2 separate regions of the Homo sapiens genome follow, and region 2 is linked to region 1. Evidence: chromatin loops called from intact Hi-C (ENCODE). Cell type or tissue: heart right ventricle. All regions are shown on one strand. Links, peaks and the distances in the headings refer to the core of each region. The heading gives the core; the rest is flanking DNA.

What was found. Hi-C counts contacts between places; a loop is a spot of excess contacts. Peaks named below come from ENCODE experiments on the same cell type or tissue, not always from the same donor. Only the 100,000 strongest peaks of a DNase experiment are listed, where the experiment ranks them.
Region 2: it touches region 1 in a loop (4-fold over the local background); 7 of 110 quality-filtered maps call a loop at or near these places.

What each region holds. Positions count from the first base shown.
Region 1 is chr2:205,922,775-205,928,157 of GRCh38, forward strand. No RefSeq gene overlaps it. Among named protein-coding and RNA genes, the nearest start is that of INO80D-AS1, 160 kb to the right of the region's middle. In heart right ventricle, for the core only: CTCF peaks have their summits at 3,241 (motif pointing left) and 3,446; a DNase peak (open chromatin) is centred at 3,227; H3K4me3 peaks cover 677 bases; H3K27me3 peaks cover 3,077 bases.
Region 2 is chr2:204,869,448-204,874,830 of GRCh38, forward strand. All of the region lies in intron 2 of PARD3B (par-3 family cell polarity regulator beta), which reads left to right. Among named protein-coding and RNA genes, the nearest start is that of PARD3B, 330 kb to the left of the region's middle. In heart right ventricle, for the core only: CTCF peaks have their summits at 2,334 and 2,533; no DNase peak of the experiment used is centred there; H3K27ac peaks cover 791 bases.

The DNA.
Region 1 (5,383 bases), core at 236-5,235:
ATAACCTGTTTAATTTTTAAACAGAAAAAAAAAATGAAAAGAGAGAGAGACAGTTAAGGTCTTTTTTTTTCTTTTGAACAGCAAAGTACTCAACCAGGGAATGCTCTCTGCCCCCACATCATCCATCATATGATGCTGCACGTTTTCTGAGACCACCAACTGTGTATGAGTGTGGAATTTTTCCCTCAAGGAAAGTGGCTGAAACTCAGTCACATGAGACTCCTATAACTGTGCTGGACAGAGCTGAGGAAAGATGGAAAGACACTCTGGGGAATGCTCTGCCTGGTGGGAGGGAAGGCGAGATGACCCAAGGGTGCTGAGCTCTTCAAGCCTCACATCTCTGATTCCATACACAGCATCCTGGAAGGGACACATCTCACCCAGCAGGTACACCATGGAAGGCATCCAAGGTCCCATGGGCCTTGGGGACCGGGCACCACTTTAAGGCATGTCTGGCTCCTCACCAGCATGGCGGGCCCTGCTGACTGAGGCATAGGGAGGCCACACGGGCTTCTGCCTGGCACAGCCAGGACCACCCTAGGCACCAGGATGCTCAGAGCCCACCCCTTGGCATGCTGCCCAAGCTGATGGATTGCATCCTGTCAGGATATTGATCCTGATGAACTAGGAGACCCTTGGCTATGATTAAATGAACCTGAGCATAAAAAAAGTCATGAGCTATAGATGATACCCTGCCACTTGGGAGACATTGCCAGAAAATCAACTCCAAACAGCTCTAATGGAATGTGATCGAGACTTTAAGCATCTAGGGAGCGGGGTGAGAGGAAGTTCTTCACAGCCAGAGATGCCTTCCAGAGTCTGGAAGGCCCATTCACTCGGCCTGCAAACCCTGAGTCTGTGTGCCTACGGGCAGTGCTTGAGTCCTTCCAGACCCAAGGCTGAGCCCGAAGAAACGGAAGGGCCCCTCAATAGCTTCCAGCCATGGGAAAGACTTGTGCAGAAGTGGATAGGGAGGTGGATAATGTGGCATGGCTCTTCGGTGGGATCTGAAAACCTGAATGAAGCTGCATCAATGCAGTTTTCAGGATGTGTCTTCACTGAGGGCAGGTTCTGCGTCTAACTCACCTTTCTCTTCCCCACATCAGATATTCCACCCGACAACACGCTTCCATTCTCACTGAACCCAGTGAAGCTAGTGGGCAGAGTCCAGTGCCCTCAGTCACTCAGTGTGCCTCCAGCTGACACCCCTGAGCATGTACTGTGTGCCAGGAAGACCTCGGAGCTCTGCCCTATGGAGCCCCCATGCTGGGAGGAAGAACAGGGAAAACACAGCGAGGCCACGGCTAGGAAAGTTACAATGCAGCGTGATGGACACAACGACAGAAGAGCCCCACTCCACACCCAGGCAGGGAGAGAGGTCAGCTGAGGAAGATTCTTGGGGGCCCAGTTGTGATTCTAGGAGAAGAGAGCGAGCTCCTGGGCCTGGGGGAGCGGGATGACAGCCACAGGGGTTAGAGCTTATAAGACTTGTGATTGGTTTTCTTCACAAAAATCACAACAGGATGAGAAGCAGAGGAGTGACACCATCACATCCACATTTAGCAAGTTCTTTTTTTTTTTTTTTAGATTGAGTCTTGCTCTGTCACCCAGACTGGAGTGCAGTGGTGTGATCTCTTCTCACTGCAACTTCTGCCTCCCAGCTCAAGTGATTCTCCTGCCCCAGCCTCCCGAGTAGCTGGGATTACAGGTGCATGCCACCACACCCAGCTGATTTAGCAAGTTCTTTCTGACTGCATTTGGGGACGGGATGGAAGGATGGCAGAGGGAGGAGCCTGGAGGCAAGGAAAGCAGGTGGGGGGTGCCCACCTGGGGGGCTGTGGGGAGGTGGGGAAGGGGTACAGATGGAAAGCTCTGTATTGACTGTATTCCCTACTGGCTGTGAGGAATAAAGGAGGAGAAGGAGGCAAGGGTGGCGCCCTGGGTCTGCCTTGGAAGCCTGGTAGCAAATGGTATCATGGGTGAGGTAGGAAATTCAGGAGCAGGGCAATGGAGAAGAAAACTGCACCAACTCAGGTCAGAGCATGCTGAGCTTGAAATACTCCCGGGAGGACTCTGTGGAATGGCGCCGTGGGCGGCTGACCTCTGGATCCAGAGCCCTGGACAGAGGCGGGAAGTGGGCCGGGATCTAGGAACCAGCAGGGGAAGCTGACACCTGGTAGTCAATGTTCTCCAGAGAAAGCACACGGGGTTATTTAAAACAAGCACCACAGCAAAAGAATAAATTGGTATGGCTAAAACCCAGGAAACACCCACGTTTAAGAAAAAGTAGAAAGGGAAAAAAAATCCACAAAGGAGACGTTTTAAAAGCCTGAGAAAGAGAATAAAAACCAGGAGAGACTGATGGCATGAAAACAAAGGGGGCCGGGCGCGGTGGCTCACGCCTGTAATCCTAGCACTTTGGGAGCCCGAGGCGAACGGATCGCTTGAGCCCAGGAGTTTGAGATCAGCCTGTGCAACATGATGAAACCCCATCTCTACCAAAAATACAAAAATTTGCTAGTTGGTAGGCCACTTGGGAGGCTGAGGTGGGACGATCGCTGGAGCCCAGGAGGTCAAGGCTGCAGTGAGCCGTGATCACACCACTGCACTCCAGCCTGGGCGGCAGAATGTAAGACCCTGTTGAAAAGAGAGAGAGACCTCAAGGACATTGAGTCTGATTTGATCTTCACAGCAGCGTTATCGTTCCCATTTTACAGAGAAAAGCTGAGGTCCAGAGAGCCAAGGAGATTAAGCAACCTGCACACTCTCTTACTTTAGAAAACAGGCTCACGTCATCTTCCCATAGCTGCCTCCCACGGGCTCTTAAGTAAGTCCCTTCCTTCCCTTCCTTCCTTCCCTTCCTTCCCTTTCTTTCTTTCTTTCATAGAAACCTCCTCTTCGTGGTAAAAATAAGTAACCGGGATAGAGTATTCCACACTAATGTTAAGAAATGAACTGAAGAGATTTCAGGCCTTGGGGGAAGACCAACATTTGTTTAAATCCTTCAGGCCAGCCCCAGCCCATGCCCTCCACAATCCTGGAGGCTCATCCCTGACAGGTCTACAGGGGTGAGAGTCTGAGAGAAGGGTGGAAACACGGTAGCCCGAGAGACACCCAGAGGGCTGTGTGGGCTACGCGACTTCCCGCGTGGGTGGAGGGGTCGGGCAGGGTCCCTCCCGGTCCGGGGCCGCTTCTCGAGACAGCCGGGCATCCTCCCTCCCGTGAGCGAGCCTGGAGCGCCACCTAGTGCCCGCCAGCAACATGAACACACGCCAAGGAGCGCTGCCAGCGACAGGAGCTGGGCTCCCGGTGTTTGCTCCGTGGTGCTTCTGTCCGAGAGACCCTGGAACATTCTCAAGTTGTGCGTCTCTCAAATCTTCAGTCTAGTGTGGCCAGTTCCGATGATCTGAAAGGTTTTCCAAAGAGATCTTCTGTGGCCTGAGCACCGGGAATGAGGACAACAGCGGGGAAAAATAACAACTACAAGAGTGACCAAAACCCTTAAAAGGCTGAGACAGATGGACAGCCCTGGAAGAGAAACCCAGTGTCTCAGGGAGAGCTAATAAAAAACTTAAAGAGAAGCAAACATCAACCTTGAAAGCAGCCGCCTTAAGCATTAATACCAGACATGCTGAGTGATATATCCGATGGACAAAATTATTTTCCCATGAAAAAAGGGAGAAGCGAGAGGAAAGGAAAGGGAAAAGACATATGCATGTCCATGAGGGAGTTTTTAAAGGGTAATAACAATACAGAAAGAGAAAAGTGCATGGTCCTTTGTAGAAATGGGGATGGGGCTGCTTGATTTAGGATTCACCTGATGTGGGAATGATGGAATTTCGCTCTGCACCCGGCATAAGAGTAAATCAGTCCTGAAATGTACCAGAGAAACCAACAAACACAACATTACCTTCTCCTGCATCTCTCATGGAAAGTGTCCCGAAGAGGCTCAGCAGAATGGAATTGAGCTGAGCTGCGATGAGAAGGCATATACACTATAAAGAAACATTCTATATAGAAGCAATCAATCCAAGGTGATTCATGCAATCAGCCAGTCAGAGGTGTAAATCCCACGGGGTGCATGAGGTATGCCACAGCCTGGATGCCTATTTTCTGGGGGCAATGAATGAATGGATTTCTCCCTCCTTCCCAGGCTCCAGTGCTTTTAGCAATTGGCACTGTGGCAGGATTTATACCATGGTTCTTGTAAATTGTACCTTCTCTCTCTCCTTTTCAAAGATTTCTTTCAATAAAATGCAGATGGAATTGTTGGAGAGCTGCTTTTCATGTGTTTATAGGTTACTTCTGCTCGGTTGCTTGTGCAGGTGCGTGTCTCTAGGCCTCTTTGTTTTTTATTTTCTCTGCCTATTAGGGAAATGGAAACATATGGATTCCTTGTTTGGGCCCAGCGGACCTTATAGAATAGGATCCCTGTTGCCTTCCTCACACATCTTCCTGTAATCACATGTCTCTGAATTAGCCTCTTAATCTCCCAGTGGAAAAGCCGTAATACAGGGAAATACAATAAAATGCATATGCATTCTGAATGCCAAAGCATTTACAAAGTAGATGGGAATGTGGTCATTTATACAACTGTGTAAGGACAGTCTTAGCTGGCATTGGTTACAATATGAATAAAGAAGTAGACATTCAAAATGGCAGACATATCTGGTGGTCCAGCAAGCTAATATTTTCAAGTCTAGCTAGGAGAAAAGAAAAAATAGTACTGAAGTGCAAAGAAACTGGAGGCTTGGATTTGGATCTGAAACTCCAACATAATCATTTCCAGGTTACATGAGCAGTTTAATGCAGAGATTTCATGACTTTTCTTCACCTGGAAGATGAAGAATCTAGAAACATATGTGGAGTGTTCTCAGAAATGCATAGAAACAAATGGTGAAGGCCTGCTATAGGTAATATCCCCATGTTTTAATTCCCATTGTAAATAAAGATCCCATTTACTGAAGGCGGCATATGTTTTATTAATATGCCCCACTACGGCCCTTTAGGAAGAGGCAATAAGCAAATGTTCACCCAAGAGGCTGTCCACCATCCCCAGCAGAGTGCTTATTAAGACTAATAGGAACATACAGCATCTATGTTGCGAAAATTTCAGGAAAAGAAAAGCCCTCAGCTAGAGATGGTTGTTTTGCAGTCCTTCTTCCAAATCACTATAAGGACAGCCTGGCCTCATCAGGAAGGTGAGGAGGTAAAGCGCACAGACGACCATCTCCACCATGCCTGGACAAAAAGACAGATGTATCCTGTGAGGTCTCAAGCTGGCAGTGTTATGCGATTGGGAAGCCCCAAATGATGTACAGAGGTTCAGACCAAGATGCGGCTCAGTCCCCCTGTGCTTCTCTGAACCTTTTGGAAACACTGC
Region 2 (5,383 bases), core at 200-5,199, 1.1 Mb before region 1:
AAAAAAGAAATATTTAGCTTATTAGACCACTGACAATTTCTGGGTTTTGCCAAATCTAAAATTAGAGCCTGAAGATTGTATTTGTTTATCTTTACCGAGATTATATTTAGGAATACCTAGGAACCTAAGGAAACAAAATATTTCAATGACTTCTTTGATGCAGTATGAGGTTTTCCTTTTAATGTAGACAGTTTATTTTTGTTGGCTGTGATTCTTTTTATGCAGTCTTGTTACATTGGGCTGAGACATGGAGGTAATGAATATTTTTCTTATCTAGGATCAAAGAATACTGAAAACAGGAAAAAAAAATGTGGGTATTCAGTCTCATCTCTACCCTTAACTTTTTGATATTCCTGCCTTGCTCTCCTCAAGTGTTTTGGAATTGTTTTAAAGATATGTGTCTGGTGTTTTTAATGTTTTGTTTATAATTAAATGTCAGAATATCCTTGTTTTCACAATGGCTGCAGGTGAGTGATATCCAGTCAATTACCAGTTTTCTGTTACCTCAGCCACTGGTCAGCATAGTGTTTTCTGATAGGGCTGTACCTACTGTGAGAACAGGTTGCAGAGGACACTGATTCCTCCTTTCTACCCTCTTCCAGACCTGCCTATGCATACTAGTGAAACAGGTATTTGTTTTCTCTGGATAACACCCTCTTCGCCCTCCATTTCTCTGTCTCTCTCTTTCTTGCCCTTTTCCAAGGCCCCCAATATAAGCATTTTGGATGGGGTGGTAGAGAAAGTCCCCTTAGATTGAGAAGCCAGTAAACTTAAGTATGCTGTCAGGCTTCAAGCCAAATAAAGTGCTGAGCATGACAATTAATTGGATAACTACCAGAATACCTCTTACTGTAACTATAATTCAGAATATCCCTAGCTGAAGTTAAAAAAATGATGTTAATTAATTTGAAAGTTGCTAAGAGTCCCTATCAAATGCCTGTGCTCTGTTTGCATGCTAGGTTTTGGCATTGTGAGCAAGAGGAGACACCGATAGTGAAGCTCTATCCTTCTGCTAGGGATTTAATACTCTTGACAAGCCAGGAAATAGGTGGTCATGTCTCTATCTCAAAGATGGAGGAGAATGAAATGCTCGGGGTAAGCGTTTCAAGCCAGAGCTGTCCTGGTTGATTAAGGTCATCTGATCACTTTGCTAAGTAAAATAGGAAGATGAGGACACATGTTGAAGAGTTTGCAAGAAGAGCAAATAATTAAATATTTTCTTTTAAGCTCTGTGAAATTAACTTGGAAGTTTTGTTGCATTTCAGTTGAATAAAAATAATACACAAAAATGAGCTGGTTTTTTAAAGTGAAGAAAGAGGTGCACATAATGTTTCCTTTGTGTCTTTTGAATATTTTATTTGGAAACTAGTTAAATTTGCTTAAATACCCATTTGTTTTTGGTTTCAGGGATTTTGATGTTTGTTTTGAGATCCTCAGCAACAAATTATATTTAGAGAAATGTGGGATTGCCTATTATTAAGACATTTTAAATTGTTTGAAAATATTTTTAAAACATAATAAAAGATTTATGCTTTTTAATTTTGTATCATCAAATCCAAACTGCAACTCCTTATGTTTTAATATATAATCATACATACATATATCATATATTGGGACATTAAAGTTTAGGGAAATGCAGTTTGCAGTAATGACTTTAGATGTTCTTCCTGGCTCTCTTTAATTTTAGGCCCAAAGTTATTTTCCTAGCTGTATTCACATTAATTGTTTAGTATTTTACTGCATATTTTTGTGTTTTTACATTACAGAGATATTTGTAGACTGTTCATGAATTGTAATTCTCTTTTTAAATAACCCCCTTTTGGGGACTTTGTGTGAATTTCCCTTTGATTTATTATAGACTATAAACAACTCAACAGACTCTATTGTTTGAATAAAAAATACTAATCATGTCATATTTCTGCATCATATCCTGATCTATCCTTCAATTTTAACTTTAGAAGTAGCTTCCTCTTTGTTTTCCTGAGCTCAAGGCAGAATTCAGAACACTTAGAACAATGTATGAGACAGAATAACATTTTCAATGGGGGGAAAAAAGTTCAATTCTAATCCCTTCTCACGTTATGTTTTGTATTTTTTAAACTTGAAGTGCTAGAAAAGTAAATAATAATGATATGAATGATTTTTTTCCTTAGAAAATCAACTGTCAATTAACTAATGAATATTCTTTTTAATCAGTGTTAATTGACAAATTTCCTGCACTTACAAACTCACTGCTTGCATAATAGTTTCATTTTGACTCTTCCTGATTTCCCTTTTATGTGTTGGTAGTCCTGTTGGGTGTAATTCTGCATTATTTTCTAAATTCCCTCATCTGGAGCTAGATGGAGCTATGAGATCTTTTGTAAATGTATACAAGGCCAGTGGCTCTTCTTCATCTACTTGTGGCATTAAGTAGATTAAAACCCAATTTTAAAGCTTTCTTGTCCCTTTATTCTTAAAGACAGCATGGAAGAGAAAGTCTGGATATCTAAAACACAGTCATTAAAATGGACAGTCACACAGTTCTTTAATTATCATTTACTACTGAGCAACTCAAAAAACAAAAACCCAAACTCCCAAAATCAAAACAAAGAAAAACACCCGGCTACATATATACCTATTCTTAACACTATTGACTCAAAACTACATTAAATGTGTTTTCATTAAAAATATAATTATTTTTGTTTTGTTTTCCAAAAGATTATAATTCTCTCAGAAATCCACACAATACAGAAAATGATGGGAAAAGCATATGGCAATTGTTTTAGGACTTATCTGCCAAATTTTATACATACACATTTTATAGATAGATACATGGATAGATAGTTATATATATAACATACATGTAATATATATGTATGCATATAATTATATAAAAATGTAGAAAATATTTCACAAGGAAGGATTAAAAGTTTTGCTTAAAAGGTTTTGGATAAAATGTCATCTTCAGTTTCCCTGTATATAGGGACATTTAGATGATCTCGTCACTGTATCTTATCCATGCCTACAGAGCATTTTGGGAGGAAAGGTATTCATTTTTTGTGTTTGTTTAGTTTTTTGCTCAGCTTTTTATTGAGCTAGCTATGCGGTTTTCTTGACTTGTTATTCAGTGTGTTTAAGTCCTAAGAGATGTGCCCAGACTGCTGTCATACTGTTTAATATCTGTTAGGACAGAAGTTGTTAAAGGTCATCTACCTACTTTGAGAATCTAATTGTAATAAATTCTTCTGTGTGTTTCTCTAATTGGATTAACTTTAGCTCTATGCTGTTCACATATTTGGGTAATTATATGAATAATTTTCATTTACCTAATTTGGCAGATACTACATAAACCAAATACTTATTTGAACTCTACACCATCTTGCTTTTTAAGTTACTTGTAGGCTTTACTCTTGAGTCTTTTATTGTGAATTGTATCCTTTTAAACTTTAATGTCCCTCTATATTCTGTCCTTATTTGCTTCTCAAATCTAGAGAGGAGTAAACAGTATTTTAAACAATTTCTAAAGAAGTAAGAGGTAGGGAGGTGGTTCTTGATTTGGCTTTAATAAGCACTTCACTTGAAGAAAGGGCATTTTACTAATCTAGCTATTAGGTAAGTAAAAAGATAAAGATAATTATAATGTAATGATTATAAAATAACTAGTAGATAATTAACAGATACATAGATAGAGGTGTTACATGTGAAAGACCTGAGCAGTGAAGCTCTGCATAAGAAGGACAGACACTAAAGCGTATATCCTTTACAGGTAGAATCTTGTTCAGGATCTGCTTTTTCTTGCTTTACACACAATTTGACTAGGCTTCATTCTCAGTCTTTTACCCTAAAGAGGACGTGAATGCCATTCAGTCCTCACAACAGTAATATATGGCGAAAGCTGTTTTTCCTATCATAGCAGGCAAGGCAACTATAGCTGAGTCCAAGCCCCAGGTCTGAAAGTGGGAGATTTAGACTCGGTTGTCTGATTCTCAAGCCAGTGATTTCCCCAGCCATTCATTATTCATTTGTCCCCCAGACACTTCATCACCCATCCGCAGGACTTTCCTAAGCACGTATTTTGTGCCAGACACTCTTTTAAGTTGCTAACCATTTAATGGTATGTGAGACTGATGAGGTCTGTGCATCCATAGAATACAAATGCTTTTGAGGGTAGGCAAACAGTACATGAGTTTGAAAAACAAAACAACATGAAATTACAATGTGGTAATAAAGAAACAGGATGATGTGTGAGTAGCTAGAAACAGCCCTGGGTAGGTTGATCAGGGAATGTCTGTCTGCAGAAGTTACACCTGAGTCCACGTAATGATTCTAGCTGCAAATAAGAAAACAAAAATATAGTAGGCATCTGGCAGTGAGAGAAGAGGCAGGCTAATAGTAAACAAGAAGGGCAGATAGGAATAAAACAAAACTAATGGCCATGTGTGGTGGCTCACACCTGTAATCCCAGCACTTTGGGAGGCTGAGGGGAGCGGATCACTTGAGGTCAGGAGTTCGGGACCAGCCTGGTTAATATGGTGAAACCCCATCTCTACTAAAAATACAAAAATAAGCTGGGCATGGTGGCGGGTACCTGTAATCCCAGCTACTTGGGAGGCTGAGGCAGGAGAATTGCTTAAACCTGGGAGGCAGAGGTTGCAGTGAGCCCAGATTGCACCATCGTACTCCCGCCTGAGCGATGATCAAAAAACTCTGTCTCAAAACAACAACCACCACCACAACAAAACAAAACAAAACAAAAAACAAAACTAAGTGTGGGAGCTCTAGGTTTAGGAACAATGAATGGCCCCTTTTAGCACACATGTCTCTCATGACAGCCCTGTATTACATCAGGGTACATTAATTGATGCTTATGATGATTAAAATAATTTATACAAAAAGATGCGTGAATTCTGTTTTAAAAAGTAAGCACTCCTGAACAATTTTAGGAAAAGTACTAAATTTGAAATAAGTTTTGGTGCTTAAAATGGGTAAAGAACCAGTAGTAAAACATTCACCTCAAAAGACAATTACAATATTGGGGATGACAGAGAAGAGAGAAGGGAGGCCTAACTGTAACATTTATATTTCTTAGTTTTTAAAAGATATCCAGTACATATGGATATACAAGGTAGGGTAAAATTTTTTGTTATTTTTTTTTAAAAATCGAGGTATAATTGACCAACAAAAGGCACAGGTTTTACATGAACAGCTTGATGGGTTTTAACAAATGTAGTCACATGTGTCACCACCACTCCAACAGAGACGTAGCTGTTTTTCATTATTTCACTAAGTTGCCATGTGCCTCTTTCCAATTAGTTCTTCCCCACCCCTGAGGCAAACACTGCTCTGATTTCTATAATATCACCCTAGCTTGGTTCTACAAGTGCATATAAAAGGAATCATA